Regions from separate parts of the Homo sapiens genome. Here region 1 is linked to region 2. The links are chromatin loops, found by intact Hi-C in ENCODE. Cell type or tissue: breast epithelium. All regions are shown on one strand. Each heading gives the region's core, and the rest is flanking DNA. Links, peaks and the distances in the headings are about the cores only. Region 1 holds the start of LOC105370156 (a long non-coding RNA gene). Region 2 overlaps LOC124903153 (a long non-coding RNA gene).

What was found. Peaks named below come from ENCODE experiments on the same cell type or tissue, not always from the same donor. Only the 100,000 strongest peaks of a DNase experiment are listed, where the experiment ranks them.
Region 1: it touches region 2 in a loop (19-fold over the local background); 5 of 110 quality-filtered maps call a loop at or near these places.

Annotation. Positions count from the first base shown.
Region 1 is chr13:33,999,427-34,002,343 of GRCh38, forward strand. LOC105370156 (a long non-coding RNA gene) reads right to left here and starts at 1,231. Exons shown (of 4, transcript XR_007063753.1): 1 at 1,081-1,231; 2 at 1-64. In breast epithelium, for the core only: no CTCF peak of the experiment used is centred there; no DNase peak of the experiment used is centred there.
Region 2 is chr13:34,063,478-34,066,394 of GRCh38, forward strand. All of the region lies in intron 1 of LOC124903153 (a long non-coding RNA gene), which reads left to right. Among named protein-coding and RNA genes, the nearest start is that of RFC3, 250 kb to the left of the region's middle. In breast epithelium, for the core only: no CTCF peak of the experiment used is centred there; no DNase peak of the experiment used is centred there.

The sequences.
Region 1 (2,917 bases), core at 174-2,673, 64 kb before region 2:
CTTGTACCAAATTCTGCTTCAGCATCAAAGCGTGTTGGTGTAGTTCTGGCCTACGTAGCAAGCCCTAGAAAACAAGAGGAAAGGGAAAGAGATATATTTACTAATGTGAAGGAAGGTACATTTACTAAGAACAAATATTTTCTCTAGCCCTGTGATAGGTGCTTCCCTTGTGTTAACTAAGTAATACTCATCAACAGCCATTATGTAGGTAAAGAAACTCAAATTCAGAGAGGTTGGATAATTTATCAAAAATCACACAGTAATTGAAGTCATTTTTTTTAGCATCCTTCTCTTTGTGTCCAAAATCCATACTTTTCCCCATACAACATGCTACTCACTGGTTAAAGTACAATTCCTTATGATTTATCTGAAGTGACTGAGTGTGTATATCCCAGAAAAGACAGAGCCAGGAGCTGGGCACTGTATCAGCACCTCCCTTTTCTGCCCGTGTTCAACTTGGCAAAATTATTCCTGGAGGCTGGGTTTCAGAATGATAAAGCAGTCACCAAGGAGGGGTTTTATTTATTCATTTTTAATGAATTGGTGCAATTACTCAGGCTGAGCCATAAGTAAACATCTTGCCAGAGACACACAGGGAGGGAAGACTGATGACAATAAATTCCTAGTTCCTTTAAAATTGTTTGATGTAATTCTGGTTGGCAGCCCGGGGAGGATGCCGTTTTCCTGCAGAGTTTTTATTATGATTGCTGTGAGTTGTTTGCCCTCCTCTCTGACTTTGCATGCTCACTGCTCTCTAGGTTCAGAAATAACTCCATTGCTGACTTTAAAGTGAAGAAAGTAATGACTGGAAAGATGCTGTATGAATTAAAATAACTAGATATGTTCTTTCAGCAAAACTGGAGCGTTGAGTTGGTCATATGCAACTGGAAGAGGGGCAAATCCATGCAGTGGGTGGAGCCCCATCCAGATCTTAGGAGAAACAAGAATGTGCCTTCCTCCTCATGATTTCCTTTCCACTCCCAGCCCGCACTCCACGTTTCCTGCATGACTGACTCCACCTTGGTTCCAATGGCCTGGTCTCCACTGCCAGGGCCCAAAGGTTTGTGCCAATTACTGTACCTTGAGAGTTGAGATGAAAGTGCTTTTCTCCTGAATTACTTGGAAAATTGCCTCTATTTCCTTTTGCATTTTTTACTAGACTAGGCCTAGCCTTTAGCTGAGAGGGTCTAGCCCAAGTAGCCCATTACTGAATGCCTCCTGCAGGGCCATTGCTAAAACGCCATTGTGAGGTCACTGCAGCCTATTTTAGCTGCCAGAATATTGCTTTGGACTTTGATAGCTTCTTCCCTCTGAACAGCCCAAGCTACTTGTCAAATTTCAAAAGGATTCGATATGCAAAAGGGAAAATGGAGAGTACCATGCGATAATTAGGTGTTCCCATATTTGTCAACTTGGATAAGCATAGTCCAGAAGTTCAGGTGAGTTTTTAATGTTGTACAATTTATGAAGAGAGGGTCCCTCTTAAATGAGAGGGTCCTCATAAGGAGAGCTCACTAAGCTTTCAGGTAAGACTCTACTGAAGCTATTGAAATTGACCTGATTGTTATATATGCAAATTTCTGAAGATTAAACACAGGGACAATGTACATTGAGTGCCTATGTACTGTTTTTCCCTTCTCTCATCCAGTTCTCAAAATAACCCCACAGTCAAGCATTTAGCCCTCCTTTTTATAGATGCCTGTCTCTAGACCATAATCTCTATTGGAGCCTAGAGGGTGCAATTTACTCACTGCTGTATTGATGGGAGCAAACATAGGTCTTGCTTATCATAGGAACCTCATGAATATTTGTTGAATTAACTCTGGCCTTCAGTTGGATGTTTAACTGTTGAACTGAACAATCTGAAGACACTGAAGATCAGAAAAATGAAGTGACATGCTCAGGTCTCAAAGTTATTAAATGGTGGGTTAGAATTCAGGCCAATCCCAGCCCCCTTCTATTGAGACCAGAACAGTGAAGAGCATTTCCTGTAGATCATGTCTCCTGTTTCCCTCAGCACCTCTGCGAGTGGACACCATTACTGACAGGTTTCCAAGCCTGTGTGCTTGTTCTGCTAGGGCACACTGTCTCCCAACTCACAAGTCTGAGTCTTCCTGGTACTGACGCAGAACCCTTTCTCATGGCAGGCAGAAATGGCAACTCAGTGACACCCAAGTGGGGAGTGACTGATTTATTTTTGGCAGGAGAGAGGCTGGCGTAGATCATTCATCCTCTGTGACTGAGAGATAGGTGGACCCTCACGTTCTCTCTTCTCTGCCTTTGGCAGACAAAAAGATGTGACAGCCCTGACTACTTGGGGAGTTAGTTTGTGATGGGGTAGGGGCTTTTCTGGAATTAGCTAAAAAGTTTCTCTTGTGAAGGAAACAGTTTTCTTAAGTCCCAGTGAAACAAGAGCTGAGCTAGCTGTGCATTTGTCTGGGAATTTGATAAGAAGATGAGACACGCTAGCCAGGGGGAAGGCAACCAAGGGGGAAAAGCTGCAGGGATTTTGGCTCATGACAAAATTTGCTAAGGGACCCGAATGCCTAAAACAAGCAGATTCCAGAGCAAGAGAATTATCAAGAATGAGGAGAAATGTGGAAGAAGGAATAGTGGCTGCAATATAAATATTAGTCAGCCAAGTTTTCTAATACAATTCAGATCTTTCCATGACTTTCAATTTTAGGCCCTAAATTATCCAAGTCAATACAGATAACACTGTAAATGTTCAACTCTTCTAATCAATCCCTTTTACCTAAAAATGTATAATTGAGGGAAGAAATAGAGCAAGTCTGTTACCCTTCTTCACTCCAACATTTTGTCTCTGATCATTGGGCCAGCAGTTAAAAGACTCATGTTTTAGTATTGAATATTCCTTTGTTTATGAGTTGAGTCACCTTGGAAAATCCTTTTGGTC
Region 2 (2,917 bases), core at 200-2,699:
AACATACCAATGAGATTCTGTGTTTATTGGTCAGGGTTCTCCAGAGGAAGAGAACCGATAGAATACATATAGAGAGAAATATATAAGATGGGATCTATTGGAAATTGGCTTGCATGATTATGGAGGCCAGGAAGTCCCATGATATGCTGGCTACAAACTGGAGAACCAGGGAAGCTAATGTAATTCAGTCTGAGTCCAGAGGCATGGAACTAGGGGAACTGATGATGTAATTCTCAGTCCAAGGCCAAAGGCCTGAGACCTGAAGCTCTGGGGTAGGTCTCAGAGTCCAAAGACCCAAGAACCTTGAGTTCTGATGTCTGAGGGCAGAAGAAGATGGATGGTTCAGCTCCAGAGAGAGGGTGAATTTGTCCTTCCTTCACCTTTTTGTTTTATCTGGTCATCTGACAGATTAAATGCTGTCCTTCCACATATTTGAGGGGGATCTTCTTCATTTAATGTGTCAACTCAGATGCTTTTCTCTTCTGGAAACATCCTCACAGACATACCCAGGTATGTTTTACCAGTCATCTGGGTATCCCTTAATCCAGCCAAATTGATACAAAATTAACCACCAGATGCAGTGAGTAGTACTAACATCTCTTTCCTCAGTGGAAATTGCAGAAGCTAAAATATCTTAGCATTACTGTGCATATATTTTGCATCTAACTAAAGAATAAACTGCCAGTAATGTTCAGGATTTTTTCCATAGTACAGGTTTAAAAAAAGTTATTGTTGTTGTTTTGGTCTAAGGTAGTGTTCTGTTATATTATTTCCTGAAGGAATATTACATAAGTCAAATATTACTCTGTTTCCAAAAGTACAGAGAAATTCAAGAATGAGGTAAGTATCCTGTGTCACTTATCTGGATGGATCTAGTGATTCTTGATAGTCCTTTAATTGTGGGAATTCGGTCTATGTGTGGAAATCCAGAAAAATCCAAATGTCTTTCTTAATACAGACGATCAACCTGAGGTCCAAAATCAGTATGTAGAAACTGCAGAGAAGATAAGATTGCAGTGCTACCAAGTCCTCAGAATTTCCAGGAACTTGGTTTTCATTTCACTATACCAGAAGAAACACATCTTAAAAGAAATGGTGGAAATTGGCATTGAAACAATTAAGAATCATCAGGCATTTGGGTTATGTTACTTAATATATTTTCTTAGTATTTTAGATATGAGTAGGAGGGAAAAGAGCCACAGCTAAACAAACAAGTTTGGGGAAGCATTACCTAAGGAACAATGAAGGATTTGTTGCCATGGAAATATCAGTGTTAGAAAGAAGTTAGAAGCTGTGTTGGACAAGAAAAAAAAAGGAGGTTTTTAAGGGAAAGTGGATTGTTCGGACACTGAAGCTTGTCAGATTGTGGTGTGCATTATTTGGGGTACACTTGGAGATCACCTGGTGGGAACCTGGCAGCTGGTGTTAGGGATGCAGAGGCTGTTTCATCAAGAGACTTTCTTGACTTTGAGAAGCTTCCTGGGGGCGATCCCAGATGGCTCACTTAGCAGGAAACTCATTTATTTGTAGCTACAAATACTTGCCAGAATCCCTAATGTCCATGTGAACAGGACTGCAAGCTCATAGCTGCTCCCCTGTAGTCAATTTGCAAGCCACATTGACTCTTTCAGTCTAAGATGGTACCATTAGGAACCAGGTCACTCATGTTGTTTATTATTAATTTGTGGGTTGGATTTTTAATCAAAATTAACTCAGCAAAGAAGCAGATTGGATTAGCATGGTAAGAAGCTCTGAATTAAGGGCTTTAAATTCTAGAACGTTAGGATAAAAACTGGGATGGAAATTCTTGGAAGAAGTGGAATACTCTGAGAGAGGCTGAGGTTCAATGGAAGGTCTGGGGTTTTGTGGAGAGTGAAGAAGGGCTTGAATAGCTGCACAAAAGAGTTAGGAAGCTATTATATATTAGTGGAAAAATGTAATCTCTGTTACTTGGGGGCGAATTAACAACTTTTAGTTTATTAATTGGCTGGAAAGATGTTCAGTTTCACTCAATCATAGGGTCCCTGGGTGTCATGTTGGGGCGCAGTCATTGAATGGCAGCCTCAAAAGGTGAGCAGGGCCCAGATCACAAAGGCCCCTGTATGCTACCTAAAGAGTTTTCTCTTTTTTTTTTTTCAGGCAACAGCAAGTGAGTAGAAGTCTTTAAAGTGGGATGTAAAATAAGCAGACTTACTGTATGTGTAAGAAAATACTGATAACAATAAATAGAAGAAACTGATATTTATTACTAAGGAGAAAAGAACAATAAGTCAGATGAAAGATTGTGATAGACCACTGACAGTAGAAATGAAGAAGATAGGCCATTCATTCTACAACTCAACAGATATTTGTTGAATACCTTTTATGTGCTAGCTGCTAAGTTTTGTATACAAGGAATACAGAGGTGAATAAAACAGACCAGTTACTTGATCTCAAGGAGTTTATATTCTAGCGGTAAAAACAATAATAAATAATCACCCAGATTAATGACATGATTCTTTCAGCTAGAGAGAAGTTCTTTGAAGAAAATAAAACTGGGTATAAAGGGAGAGTGACTGGGCTAGGTGGCCTCTATTAGGGAGTGACACAAGATTTAGGACTTGACTGACAAGGAGTGAGTCATGTAATCTAGGGGAACAGCATTCCTGGCAGAGGAAACCACCAGTGTAGAGACCTTAAGGATCTAGGTGTGTCGGAGGAAGAGTACAAGTAGCTGGAGCAGGTGATGATGAAACTGTGCTTAACCAAAGAGATAAAGAAACCAATTACTAGACAGAAATTATTCAGTTTGCAGGATGGCAGATGAAAAAAGAAACAACTTGCTGAAACACTAAAACTCCCTCTGCTTAAGAGATGAAAGAACTGGGTGAAATTGGTTGGAACCAATATGGCTGACTGGTGTCTGCATAGAATGAGC